Linked DNA regions of Homo sapiens: region 1 is linked to region 2. Evidence: chromatin contacts called from ENCODE Hi-C or POLR2A ChIA-PET data. All regions are on one chromosome and are shown on one strand. Each heading gives the region's core, a stretch centred on a gene start or an enhancer-like site at or near the end of the contact. The rest is flanking DNA. Distances are from core to core; before and after follow the strand shown.

Region 1 (7,022 bases), core at 3,947-6,446, 430 kb after region 2:
TGCTCATCTTGGCTTCACTTTCTTTTTACCATCTTTCTTGCAGTTTGCTATTGGCTCCCTGATGGACGATTACTTGGGTGAGTGCCTGATCATAGGTGCTGGGGTTATTGCCTGGAGAAGGGATGTGTGGGGGTGGGGAGTAATATAGGATTCAATGCCCAAATCAGAGAGACAGAAGAAACTTTCATGCTGTCTGCTTGAAAGATCCAGGACATTTGCCTTGGGATGAGGAGTACATGGTTGTGGCTACCCTAAATTCCGGTTCTAACTGATATGCTTTTTCTGGTTTCGCAGGGCTTGTAAGCTGAGCCTGGTGGCCTCCTACCCTTGGTCCTACTCTAGGAAGTGTGATTGTCACACTTATCATGTTGTCCAGAGGTCCAGTCTGGCTGCTGTTGTGGAGGCAAGGAAGGCAACTCATCCCAGAAGGCATCTGGTGCTTCTTGTAGCTTAACTACTGCCTCCTCATTTTTCAGTATGTGTTCTAAGTATAAAAAGTCCTTGGTTCTCATGGAAGTGTTATCTTCTTTTTTTTTTTTTAGCAGGAACAATAACTCTTTAAAGAGGCTGTGGAGTTGGCTGCTTACTAGCCCCTCTTTTTCTTAGACTGATGCCTCTACTAGCCTCAGCCACCCAGGGGAACTGACTAACCCATTTGTCCAGGTTTAAAGGTGACCTCACTGAAGTCAAGGCTCTGATGTTGGGTCTTTGGCTTCCAGCAAATGATACCATCATTAGTGGCATTCTGGGTCCTGATCTAGTTCCAGAGTGTTTGCTCTTCTCCTGCCCTTAAAAGTAACCAAGAGCATAGCTGGGAAAGAAGGGAGAGGAGACAGCAGACAGGGAGAGATGAATAAGAGGCTAGTAATGACACAGACTGTAGGATCTCAACACAGCCTTTCCTAAGTTGGGTATATAAACAATAGTATATCACTATACTAAACTGAACTGAAGATGTAAAAGGGCTCACAATCTAGTTAGGGTGACAAAAAATGTATGAAATGCCTACAGGATTAAAGAAACATGCCAATTTTCCCTGGCACTATACCTCTGCAATACTATTTTGTCTACCTTGGAATGCCCTTTCCCAGCTTGTCCATTTCCTATCTACTAATCTATGAAATCTCATTTCAATTATTATTATTATTTTTTCTTTAACTTTCTTTGACTTCCCTGGGAAACAGAGCTCTGTGGCAGAAAACAAGAAAGCATGGTATTTGGATTGATACAGAGCTGGTTTAAGTCTTAGCTGGACTCAAGAGGATAAGAGATGAGGCAGGTAAATTGCTTGAACCCGGGAGGGGGAGGTTGCAGTGAGCTGAGATCCCTCCACTGCACTCCAGCTTGGGCTTCAGAGTGAGACTCCATCTCAAAAAAAAAAAAAAAGAAAAGAAAAGAGTCTTAGCTGGATGACCTTCTGTTTCCTCATTATAAAATGGGCAGAAAACCCTCTTTGGAGGCTGCTGTATCAGACATCATATGTTCAAGTGGCTGGCATAGAGCCTGGTCCATGATGGGCACTCAACTTTTAATTATCATAATTATTATATAATGCATCCCAAAGCCAGTGCAGTGGTGTGTATCTGTAGTCTCAGGTACTTAGGAGGCTGAGGTGGGAGGATCACTGGAGTCCTGGAGTTCTTCCTAAGTTCTCAAATAGGGGAATAACACCAAGCCTGAAAGGAAGAAATTGATGGACAGAGAAGCAGCTCATGGATCCTGAGCATGTGGGTGCTGGTGAGGATGTAGGGTGTGGCATCGAAAAGGCTGGCACTAATTAAAAAAAAAAAGGAAAAAAAAAAAGCCTGGCACTCTAGTGGGGAAGGGAACAAGTGGGGATGCCCTGGAGATGGTTTCCAGAACTCTTCTGAGCTTTTTTTTTTTTTTTTTTTTGAGACAGAGTCTCACTCTGTCGCCCAGGCTGGAGTGCAATGGTACGATCTTGGCTCACCGAAACCTCCGCCTCCTGGGTTCAAGGGATTCTCCTGCCTCAGCCTCCCAAGTAGCTGGGATTACAGGCATGTGCCACCACGCCCAACTAATTTTGTATTTTTAGTAGAGACAAGGTATCTCCATGTTGATCAGGCTGGTCTCAAACTCCTGACCTCAGGTGATCTGCCCGCCTCGGCCTCCCAAAGTGCTGGGATTACAGGCATGAGCCGCCGCGCCCCGCCTCTTCTGAGCTTTTAAGGTTGGTACTAAGGGATTCTGAAAGTTACAGCCTCCTAAAGCGGTCACAGGCTAATAGAGTACCATGTGCTTGGCAACATGCTAAATCCTTTACACACTTTTCTGAATCTTCACAACAGTTCCATGGAGTAGATTTCGTTATCCCGCTTTATAGTTGATGAGACAGGTCAGACAGGTGAACTAATATGCCTAAGGTCACACAGCTGGTGAGCTGTGATTTTTTAAAAACAGTCTGGGCTTGTTGTGGTGGCTCATGCCTGTAATCCCAGCACTTTGAGAGGCCGAGGTGCGCGGATCACTTGAGGTCAGGAGTTTGAGAACAGCCTAGCCAACATGGCAAAACCCAGTCTCTACTAAAAATACGACAATTAGCCAGGTATGGTGGTGCGTGCCTGTAATCCCAGCTACTCAGGAGGCTGAGGCACAAGAATCGCTTGAACCGGGGAGGTGGAGGTTGCAGTAAGCTGAGATTGCTCCACTGCATTCTAGCCTTAGCAACAGAGCAAGGACTCTGTCTCAAAAAAAAAAAAAAAAAAAAATTGGCCGGGCATGGTGGCTCATGCCTGTAATCCCAGCACTTCGGGAAGCTGAGGCGGGCGGATCACAAGGTCAGGAGTTGAAGACCAGCCTGGCCAACATGGCGAAACCCCATCTTTACTAAAAATACAAAACTTACAGCACTTAGCCAGGCATGGTGTCGGACACCTGTAATCCCAGCTCCTCCAGAGGCTAAGGCAGGAGAATCACTTGAAACTGGGAGGGCAGAGGTTGCAGTGAGCTATCACGCCACTGCACTCCAACCTGGGCGACAGAGCGAGACTCAGTTTCAAAAAATAAATAAAAATAAAAATAAATGAATAAAAACAGTCTGACTTTGACCAGGCACAGTGGCTCATGCCTGTAATCCCAGCACTTTGGGAGGCAGAGGCGGGTGGATCACAAGGTCAGGAGTTGGAGACCAGCCTAGCCAACATGGTGAAAACCCTGTCTCTACTAAAAACACAAAAATTAGCTGGTGGTAGTGGCAAGTGCCTGTAATCCCAGCTACTTGGGAGGTTGAGGCAGGAGAATCATTTGAACCTGGGAGGTGGAGGTTGTAGTGAGCCAAGATTGCGCCACTGCACTCCAGCCTGGGCAACAGGGTGTTACTCCGTCTCAAAAAAAGGAAAAAAGAAAAAAAGTCTGACACCAAAGCCATCATAGTTCTTGCCAGGCATTGGGTGTGTGGAGCGAGCCACCTTTCTCCCATCTGTGGCCATGGAGGTCTCACTACTGCCTTCCCTGGTTCCTGCCTCCACTCAGATTGGGAGCAAATGAGCTCCAGACAGGTTGGATACAGGTTCACTACATCTAATAGGTCCCGGGCAGTCCCGGTCTCCCTCCCATCTTCTAGTGTCTCCAAGGTTGCTGATGGCTGTCCAGAACAGTAAACCTAAGCAAGGAGGTCAGCCAGCTGCCCAGGTCTGGCTAAGCTGACTTCAGGCTCAGTCAGACCTTAGAGGAGAGCGCCCTCTCTCTTTCCCTTAACGCACAGGTGGGCAGACACTTGAAACCACTTCTAATATGGTTCTGAATATGAGTGGAAGAGACTCAGCAGGGTCACATTCTCCTTAGGTGGGGTTGCCATGGCAACCACAGTCGCATCCATCTGGCTTTGCCAGCTCGGGTCCCAGGGGATTTTCTTTTCCAGCGGCAGCAGCATCTAACCCTGAGAGGGGGAAAGAGAAAAAATGTGTACATTCATGCTCCCTTGCAGAATGTTCCCACAGTTCACTCAGTGCAAACTACCCCATCTTGGGTGAACTTAAAGGAATTCACTGTATGCCTTGTGACATGTGAGGGAAAGAAAGTTTCTCTCTTTTTTTTTTGAGACGGAGATTCACTCTTGTTGGCCAGGTTGGAGTGCAGTGGCGCGATCTCGGCTCACCACAACCTCCGCCTCCCGGGTTCAAGCAATTCTCCTGCCTCAGCCTCCCGAGTAGCTGCGATTACAGGCATGTGCCAACACACCCGGCTAATTTTGTATTTTTAGTTGAGATGGATTTTTCTCCATGTTGATCAGGCTGGTCTTGAACTCCCGACCCCAGGTGATCCCCCGCCTCGGCCTCTCAAAATGTTGGGATTACAGGCGTGAGCCACCGCGCCCGGCCGGGAAAGAAGTTTAACCTCCAACTCTGCCAGGGACTCTCACAGACATTAATTTACAACAACCCTGTGAAGTGCGCATTATTACTCCATATTAGGTAATTTGCCCAAAGGCAGTGTCAGAATTTTAACCCAGGTCGGTCTGATTCCAAATACCATCCTTTACTCACTAAGCCCACTGCTTATCAATTAAGAACTGCCCAAGTAGCTGCTATTGCAGTGGGAGTTGGAGAAAGAGAGCTGTCAGTGTGCGTGTCCAACGGTCATGCAAGGCGAGGTAGGCCAGGGCTTGTATTTGGTTCACAGGCGTGGGGAGAATGCGAAGTAGGTGCAGAAAGAGCAGAACCCTGGAGTCCGGAGCTTGCACGGGATGTTCGGCCGGGTCAGAAGTCCCTTCTGCCTGCCGAGAACACCTACCGAGAGCCCCATCTATCCCTTCAGGAAGGGGAAGTGGCATGTGATGTTGGGGAGGTAGGCCGGGCAGGAAAACTAAGCCAGACACCAAAATCTAAAGCTTTGCTGCAGTCGCGAAAATGCGGGTGCTCAGAAACTCGCGAGCAAACAAGACAAAGAAAATCAAGACGCTGTCTTTGAGACTGTTTATTTCCTCGTTACTATTGTGGTGGTAAAAAAAATAAAATATGCTTATTAAACGTGTGTTAAAACAATACACACCTACTCGCAAACGTAGCAAGAGAGGTTGCTTTAAGAAGCGGGAATCTTCAGCGTCACGTGACCGCCGGTCTCTACAGTCTGTTCACACTGGCCAATCAAGAGCCAGGAAGCCTCCTGGAGGGCCGGAAACTTTCCAAGGCGCCCGCCGACTGGCTGTATTGGGGAGGGCGGGGCCGGGGCCCCGGGAGAGGGAATGAGTGTGAGCTCGTGAGTGGGCGCCGCCGCCACCGCCCCCGCCGCCGTCGTCTCGGTAGCAGCCTTCGCCACGCCGGGGTCTTCAGGTGAGCAGGCCTTGCTCTGGTCCAAGGACTCCCCATTCCCGACGCCGACTGCTTACTCACCAGTCTTGGAGCCCGCACCGCGAGGGCCCGCCCCCTTGGCTGACCACGTGACCCAAGTTCAGTGACCCCTGACCTCCTCCCCCCGCGCACCCCCTCCCCGATCTGGGCTGGGCTAGGCCGGGTGGGAGGATGCGCGTTGCCGAGGCCCGGCCCGCGGAGGTCAGTTCCCACGCCTCCTCTCCAGCGTGACTAGTGGCTGAGGATGCGGAGGAGAGGAGGCTGAGGAGCGGGAGACTTTGGTCACAGTCTAGATTTCGTGTACGGTCATATAATAGGGAAACTCCCTCCGTGCCTTTCGCGCTGGTGGACTAAATGCTCCCATTTTACAGATAGGGAAACTGCAGCTTCACAACGATCTATTGGCGGGTCTAGGGTCACCAAGGGGTGGGTCTCCAATCCATGTCTTTGGGGTGGGATCCAGGCCTTGTTCCCCATACAGCTGGCGGCTCCTGAATGCGGTATAGAGTAAAGATTAGGAGCAAGGGGTTGAGTCCTTGCTCCCCCTCCCTACTTACTCAGTGCTTACTTCATGATCTTGGAGAAGTCATGGAACATTTAGCCTCTGAGGTTTGATTTCCTTGCCTGTGAAATAGACGAAATACATAATAATATCTTATTATTGAGAATATAGTGAAGTAATCCATATAAAGCACTTAGCTGTGTCTCAGGCATAGTACAGTGCTATTCGTGGCCGGGCGCGGTGGCTCACGCCTGTAATCCTAGCACTTTGGGAGGCCGAGGCACCTGGATTGCCTGAGCTCAGGAGTTCGAGGCCAGCCTGGGCAACACGGTGAAACCTCGTCTCTACTAAAAATACAAAAAATTAGCTGGGCATGGCGGCGTATGCCTGTAGTCCTAGCTACTCGGGAGGCTGAGGCAGGAGAATTGCTTGAACCAGGGAGGCAGAGGTTGTAGTGAGCCGAGATCACGCCACTGTACTCCAGCCTGGGTGACAGAGCGAGACTGTGTCTCCAAAAAAAAAAAAAAAGCTCGTCGGGCCAGGTGCGGTGGCTCTCACGCCTGTAATTTCAGCACTTTGGAGGCCGAGGTGGGCGGATCACCTGAGGTCAGGAGTTCCAGACCAGCTTGGCTACCATGGCGAAACTCCATCCCTACTAAAAATACAAAAATTAGCCAGGTGTGGCGGCACAGGCCTGTAATCCCAGCTACTCGGGAAGCGGAGGTTTTAGTGAGCCGAGATCAAGCCACTGCACTCCAGCCTGGGTGACAGAGTGAGACATCAGACATCATCTCCAAAAAAAAAAAAAAAGAATAGTTCTTCTTTCTTTCTTTTAGAAGATCTTTTTTTTTTGTTTGTTTTTGTTTTTTGTTTTGTGTTTTTTTTGAGACTGAGTTTAGCTCTGTCATCCAGGCTGGAGTGCAGTGGTGCAATCTCGGCTCACTGCAGCCTCTGCCTCCTGGGTTCAAGTGATTCTCCTGCCTCAGCCTCCTGGGTAATTTTTTGTATTTTTAGTAGAGACAGGGTTTCACCGTGTTAGCCAGGATGGTCTTCATCTCCTGACCTCGTGATCCACCAGCTTCGGCCTCCCAAAGTGCTGGGATTACAGGCGTGAGCCACCATGCCTGGCCTATAATTACAAATTTTTTTTTTTTTGAGATGGAGTCTTGCTCTGTCGCCCAGGCTGGAGTGCAGTGGTGCGATCTTGGCTC
Region 2 (6,891 bases), core at 799-3,298:
TGAATTAAAGGAACAAAGGGGAGCTGGCAAAAGCCTTCTTCCCTTTGCCCTTCCCCATTCCTTCTGCCCCAATAGTGATCAAGGTGCCTAGGAGCACCATAAATGTGAAAGCCACATGCTGAAGGGAAGAGAAGGAGATGGGACATCTGTGTCACCTTGGAGCTGCTGCACCAGCCTGGGCAGCAACCACTAGATGTCTTGTTGTTGTTGTTGTTGTTGTTGTTGTTATTGTTGTTTTCAAATCAACAGTTATCTGGTTAAACCACTGTGGTCACGTTTCGTCAGGGACAGTTGAATACAATCCTTAATCCATAAAATGATTGTTGATGGAACATCGTCTACAGAGGAGTTAGCCAGATTCCTTCTCCTATCCCACAGAGCCGGACAAAAAGATGCTTCCTCTTTCCTCCTCAAAGACCAGAAGTTTATTTTCTAGAGAATTTATCTAAGAGACTTTGGATTGGGATGGGGAATACGAAGCCCATCAGAGAAGTAGATAAACGCATGAGGCTGAGATGGGAGGATCAAATGGAAACCAACATTCTACCTGCTTGGGCCACCAGCCACCTTCCCCAGCCTCAGCCAGATCACTGAATTCCAGATCAATCAGGAAAAACAGTAGAGATGGGGTTTGAGTTAGGGCTAGGCATAGGGTAGGGTTCAGGTTCCTATAAATAGCTGAAACCAAATGATGGTGAGCTGTATTATGATGACACAACTAGGCTCACGACCAGTTGAGACGTGCTAAAATAACCCTCTTCCAAGAGGTGAGTGTGGGAGACAGAATAACGGCCCTCAAAGGTGTCACATCCGAATCTCCACCTGTGAACACTCCTCACATGGCAAAAGGGACTTTGCAGATGAGAATAGAAATTGTAAGAAAGGGAGATTATCCTGGGTTATCTGGGTGGGCCCAATGTCATCCCAAGGGACTTCCTTTAAGAAGGAGGCAGGAGAGTCAGAGTCAGAAAAGAAAATCGTGATGATGGTGACAGAGAGAGAAGTGACGTAGCAGCAGAAACAGGCCAGAGGGAGAGAGAGTTAAAGATGCTAGGCTGTTGGCTTTGGCAATGGAGGATGAGGCCATGAGCCAAGGATACAGGCAGCTTGTAGAAGCAAGAAAAGACAGATTCTCTTCTGGAGCTTCCCGAAGGAACTCAACCCTGCAGACCCAGTTTGAATTTCTGACCACCAGAACTGTAAGATAATGTGTGTTGTTTGAAGCCAATAAATTTGTGGTAATCTCTAACAATAGGTCACTAGAAAGGGAATGACTGATCCTTAGTGGGGTGCCAGGGAGAAGGCTTTGCAGGAGGGGTTCATTTAAACTGGGCCTTAAGGCAGGAAACGAAGGTAAAACAGGAGTAAAGGGAATTCCCAAGAGTGGTAAAATATGTTATCAGTTGTGGGTAAACAAGAAGGGAAAGGACTCTCCTATCCACAGGAGATCAATCACAGTTTGCCTGGATCTGTCCCTGTTTATGCCCATTGTCCCAGTATAATTTTTTTTTCTTTTGATTCGGAGTTTCACTCTTGTTGCCCAGGCTGGAGTGCAATGGCGCGATTTCCACTCACCGCAACCTCCGCCTCCCAGGTTCAAACGATTCTCGTGCCTTAGCCTCCAGAGTAGCTGGGATTACAGGCATGCGCCACCACGCCCAGCTAATTTTGTGTTTTTAGTAGGGACAGGGTTTCTCCGTGTTGGTCAGGCTGGTCTCGAACTCCCGACCTCAGGTGATCCGTCCGCCTCGGCCTCTCAAAGTGCTGGGATTACAAGGCATGAGCCACTGCGCACAGCCTAGCGTTGCTTTTCAATCTGCAATTACAAAATCGTGGCATGCCACTTCACGCTTCTCGCCACCAACCCAACCACCCAGCCCCTAGCCTGGTCAGGAGCAGGAGGTTCCCCGCGTGCCACCAGGAAGCTCGGGCCGGCCAAGAGCGTAGACTCTTGAGAGGAGTGAGACAGGTGCGCGCCAGCCGGCCTTCGGGGCTTTATGGGAACTGGGCCGTGCGGCGGTCCCGCCCTCGTGCGCAGGCGCAGAACCGTTGTGACCAGAGCGGTTGCGGGCTGAGCGGTTTCGAGCCGGCGTCGGGGAGCGGCGGTACCGGGCGGCTGCGGGGCTGGCTCGACCCAGCTTGAGGTCTCGGCGTCCGCGTCCTGCGGTGCCCTGGGTAAGTCGGCGGCCCTCCCGGAGCAGCCGCCCGAGACGCGGGAGGGCGAATGAAATAAACGAAAATAGACATTTTCCCGAAGGCGAAATAGACATCCTCCTTCGGCGCCGGGGCTTGGAGGCGGGCGGCGGTGGGCGCGGGTTAACGTCCCCGGGGAAACTGAGACCCCCAGCAGGTCCGGGCCGGGGGCGGAGAGGAACGCGGGAGGGCGCCGGGCCCCTGGGCTTTTCGTACCAAGCTCGACCGAGCCGCCCCTACCCACCCCCAGCTGCGAACCCAGCCGTTCAGAACAGAGACTGGGCATTGTCCCCACAGGGTCTCCCGAGGACCTTGTACCCGCGCGGCTTCCTTGGGCTGGCTTTGGACGACGCTTTCGCCTTCCTGCTGCCTAGGATCCGCCGACATGAATCCCATCGTAGTGGTCCACGGCGGCGGAGCCGGTCCCATCTCCAAGGATCGGAAGGAGCGAGTGCACCAGGGCATGGTCAGAGCCGCCACCGTGGGCTACGGCATCCTCCGGGAGGGCGGGAGCGCCGTGGATGCCGTAGAGGGAGCTGTCGTCGCCCTGGAAGACGATCCCGAGTTCAACGCAGGTAAATGTGCCTTTCAGCTAGTAAATAATGTGAGTCAGGTCAAGCTCCTTCTTCAGAATAAATAGAACCTACATAGTGTTAGGGAATCTAATGAGCTTTGGGGTGAAACTAAGTATGTAAAAAAGAAACAATATTTAATTTTTCTACCTGTGCTGAAAAGAGTCAAACGCTAAAATATTTGTAGAGATTTATACTGAGGCAAATATGAGTGACCAATGGCCTCTGATACAGCTCTTGGGAAATCCTGAGAATGTGTGCTTCTGGAGAGACATAAGATGTCAATCAGTACATACAAGACATACATTGGTTCCATCTGGAGAGGTGAGACTACTGGGGGAGGGGGAGTGGTTTCCAGGTCATAGTTAAGATTCAAAGATTTTCTGATGAACAATTGATTTAAAGTTTTGTCCAAACACCTGGAATCCACAGAAGGGAATGTCTGGATTATATAAGGACTTGTGGCTGCAGATAGAATTAATAGAAGGCGGTTTAGCACGGTGGCTCACGCCTGTAATCCCAGCACTTTGGGAGGCCAAGGCGGGTGGATCACCTGAGGTCAGGAGTTCGAGACCAGCCTGGCTAACAGGTGAAAAGCCACCTCTACTAAAAATACAAAAGAAAAAAAAAAAAAGCCAGGCGTGGTGCTAGGAGCCTGTAACCCCAGCTACTCGGGAGGCCGAGGCAGGAGAATAGCTTGAACCTGAGAGGCAGAGGTTGCAGTGAGCCGAGATCACTCCAGCCTGGGCGACAGAGCGAGACTATCTCAAAAAAAAAAAAAAAAACTGAAAAAAGAAGGGAATGTCTGCATTAAGATAAGAGGTTGAGGAGACCAAGATTTCCCTTAGGCAGAGGAAGTCTCCAGGTAGCAGTCTATTGAGAGAATAAATTGTAAATGTTTCTTATCAGAGTTGATTCTCTCCTGAATCAGGAAAAAGGCCTAGAAAAGGAAGGGGATTCTCTTCAGAATGTAGATTTTCCCCACAAGAGATAGCTTTAGCTTTGCAGGACTATTTCAAGATATGGCGAAGAAACGTAATTTGGGGTAAAATACTTCACTTTCAGGGCTTGCTATCTGTCATGTGATGTCATACTAGAGTCCCGCTGGAATTTGGTATCTTATTGCTACAAAGTCTGCTTTGTCAGTCTTAAGATCTGTTTTAATGTTAGTGCTGGTCAGCTGGGCCTGAATTCCAAAAGGGAGGAGGGAATAATGAGGCATGTCCTACCTCCCCCGACAAGGTTCCAAAGTTTTCAGGTTAACTTTGGAGTGCAGAGTGTATTCCTTTGTGTTTCGCTTCTTTCACTCAGTCCACCCTTTTTTGGAATACTAATCATTATAGCTAATATGAGTATCTACCATGTATCAGGCAGTGGTCTAAGAAATTTGCTTGATTTATTGAATCTGAACATTAAATGAGTTGATCATGTAACTCTCTTAAGTTGGTTAACTTGTGTTAAACTAACTCAAGTTAACTCATAATGAACATTAAATGATTCACTTATGAGTTAATCACTTAAACTCAGTTGAGTTAAATGAGTTAGGTATAAGTTAGGCATAATTATTATCCTCATTTCTCAGATCAGACTAAGGCATAAACAGATTAACTTGGTGGAAGACATTCATCTCTTTGTTTTAAAATGGCAAACCTAAGATCTAGGCTAGAGATTGAAATACTTCCTGGAATTATACCACCCATCTGTCAGGGAAAAGAATTTCAGGAAATCTTAATTAATCATCAAATATTTACTCTTGTTCTGTCCCCTTTACGCAGCACTCTTTAACACTTGTGAAAAATTGTGTAATTCTTCCTGAGACCGGTGCAGTGGCTCACGCCTGTAATCCCAGCACTTTGGAAAGCTGAGGTGGGCGGATCACTTGAGCTCAGGAGTTCAATGCCAGGCTAGGCAACATGGCAAAACCCCATCTCTACAAAAAAAAAAAAATACAAAAATCAGCTGAGCGTGGTGGCACAAGCCTGTAGCCGCCGCTACTCAGGAAGCTGAGGTAGGAAGATTCCTTGAGCCCCAGGAGGTCAAGGCTGCAATGAGCCAAGACTGCGCCACTGCACTCCAGCCTGGGTGACAGAGTGAGACTCTGTCTCTGAAAATAAAATTAAGTTCATCTGAATTTAAAATGAGACCTAATAGTGTGCTTTCATGGCTCCATTTGTAGAGCCAGAATTTACCAGATAGGCACTGACTTTGCCAGCAGAGGGAGCAGCCAGCTCTTTCTGTGGGTGACTTGTTAAACCTTACGCTTCTTAGCACTCAGCACCCCCTGGGCTGTCAAACCCTCACTTATTTACACAGGACCTTCATTTGAAATGGGTCATTCTGGTTTCCGACCATCTCTTATTCTAACAATTTGTCATCTGCATGCATTGGGAAGCACAGATTAGGGAATTGGAGCAGCTAGTTCTCATTTTTTTGCTCTGTATCCAGAGGCCTTCCTTCTCAACGTCTGCCCTCTCATCTTTCAAATGTCCTCTATTCCGCATATTGAGGAAGAAAAGAGTAGAGCTGAAAAGAGGGAAAGCAAAGATTATGGGGGGAAAGGTGGGACTTTTAACAGCGTACTGTGGACCTTGGCTTTTCCCAGCCAAGGTCACTACCGGCAAGCAATATTCCCAGCATCCTCTGCTATAATCCTCTAGAATAAATAACTGTTTGGGAACTTCATACAAAAAGCTGACTCCCAGTAGGTATTGAGTTCAGTGGCAGTAATTAGCATTCATGACACAACTTGCCTGAACATTTGTAAAAACATTATGTTTATTTACATTCTATTCCTGTTTCAGTGTGCATTTGACTTTATGTCAAATTGAAAAGTGGTTGATTTTTAGATACCAACACTGTAAAGACTGAACTTTTAAATTTGAATGCTAGGAATATTCTTTAAAAACTTACTTAGATTGGCAACCAAATGACCATTTGCTTTCACTGGAGCTCAGCGATATTTACACAGCACTTGAGATATTCTCTCTACAATTCAATTTACAAGCTATTAGAGAATCTTTGAGATAACAGGATTTTTTTTTTTTTTTTTTTTGAGACTGAGTCTCGCTCTGTCACCCAGGCTGGAGTGCAGTGGCACAGTTTCGGCTCACTGCAAGCTCCACCTCTCAGGTTCAAGCGATTCTCCTGCCTCAGCCTCTCGAGTAGCTGGGACTATAGGCACCCACCACCAGGACCAGCTAATTTTTAGTATTTTTAGTAGAGACGGGGTTTCACTGTGTTAGCCAGGATGGTCTTGGATCTCCTGACTTCATGATCCGCCCACCTCAGCCTCCCAAAGTGCTGGGATTACAGGTGTGAGCCACCACGCCCGGCTGAAAACAGGATTTTTTTCATTTATCCAGTCTCTTTCTGGACTTACAATGTAGAATCAATAAGGTAAAAATCTGTAGTGGGGTCTAGGAATTGGTATTCATTTCTTTGTTTTGAAGATTCCCAGGTGATTCTGAGATACAACCAGGTTTAGAATCTACTAGCCTAATACCATACAATTTTAATGGGTTTGGTGTTGGTTTGTTGGTATAATTTGCATATAGTAAGATCCCCTTTTTAGTATACAGTTCCATGACAGAGACATATAGTCATGTAACTGCCACCACAATCAAGATATAAACCAGTTACATTACTCTCCCACATCCCTTTGAGTCCACGCCTCCATTCACTCCCAGCCCCTGGCAACAACTAATCTGTTTACTATTCCTGTAGTTTTGTCATTTCCAGGATGTCGTATGTTTGAAATGTTTGTTTTTTGGTGCTGTAAAGAAATAGTATTCGAACATTAATTTATTTTATTTAGTAAGGCCGTTTTTATTTTTTGTTGAAAGGGTACACTTGTCAGCAGTTTTGTCCCAAGAGTATACTGAACAAAGGAGACAGGGTTATTTATAACCTGACGCATTTACCCTACTGCTGTGTCCGGTTTCTATTGGCTGAAACGGGACCTTACATTTTCTATTTGTTTCGATTGGCTCGCAACTTAGAATTTTTTAAAAGAGGCAAAGGTAGAGGAGAACAAAGGAAGGAGGAAGTAACTTGTGGGATGCTGAGATAGGTAAAAACACCTTTAAATAAGGAAGAGGAACAGGCTGTGACCTAATGCTTGCTTGGA

Evidence for each region. A loop is a pair of places that touch in the nucleus more often than their neighbours do. ChIA-PET counts read pairs that join two places held with the same protein, here RNA polymerase II (POLR2A). Pooled maps may share reads with other maps.
Region 1: a loop to region 2 is called in a pooled map, with 4 times the contacts of the local background. The contact joins the promoter of TAF6L here to the promoter of ASRGL1 in region 2. A Hi-C loop is called at or near these places in 3 of 50 pooled maps. POLR2A ChIA-PET finds 5 or more read pairs at or near these places in 2 of 52 experiments (A673 and GM12878).

What each region holds. Positions count from the first base shown.
Region 1 is chr11:62,766,200-62,773,221 of GRCh38, forward strand. TAF6L (TATA-box binding protein associated factor 6 like) reads left to right here and starts at 5,197. Exons shown (of 11, transcript NM_006473.4): 1 at 5,197-5,291. POLR2G (RNA polymerase II subunit G) reads left to right here. Exons shown (of 8, transcript NM_002696.3): 7 at 44-77; 8 at 295-511. The coding sequence ends at 308. It also overlaps a transcript of TMEM223 not described here. RefSeq lists enhancers at 3,435-3,484, 5,647-5,786 and a silencer at 5,047-5,456.
Region 2 is chr11:62,335,400-62,342,290 of GRCh38, forward strand. ASRGL1 (asparaginase and isoaspartyl peptidase 1) reads left to right here and starts at 2,049. Exons shown (of 7, transcript NM_001083926.2): 1 at 2,049-2,175; 2 at 2,491-2,768. The coding sequence starts at 2,579. RefSeq lists an enhancer at 1,960-2,629.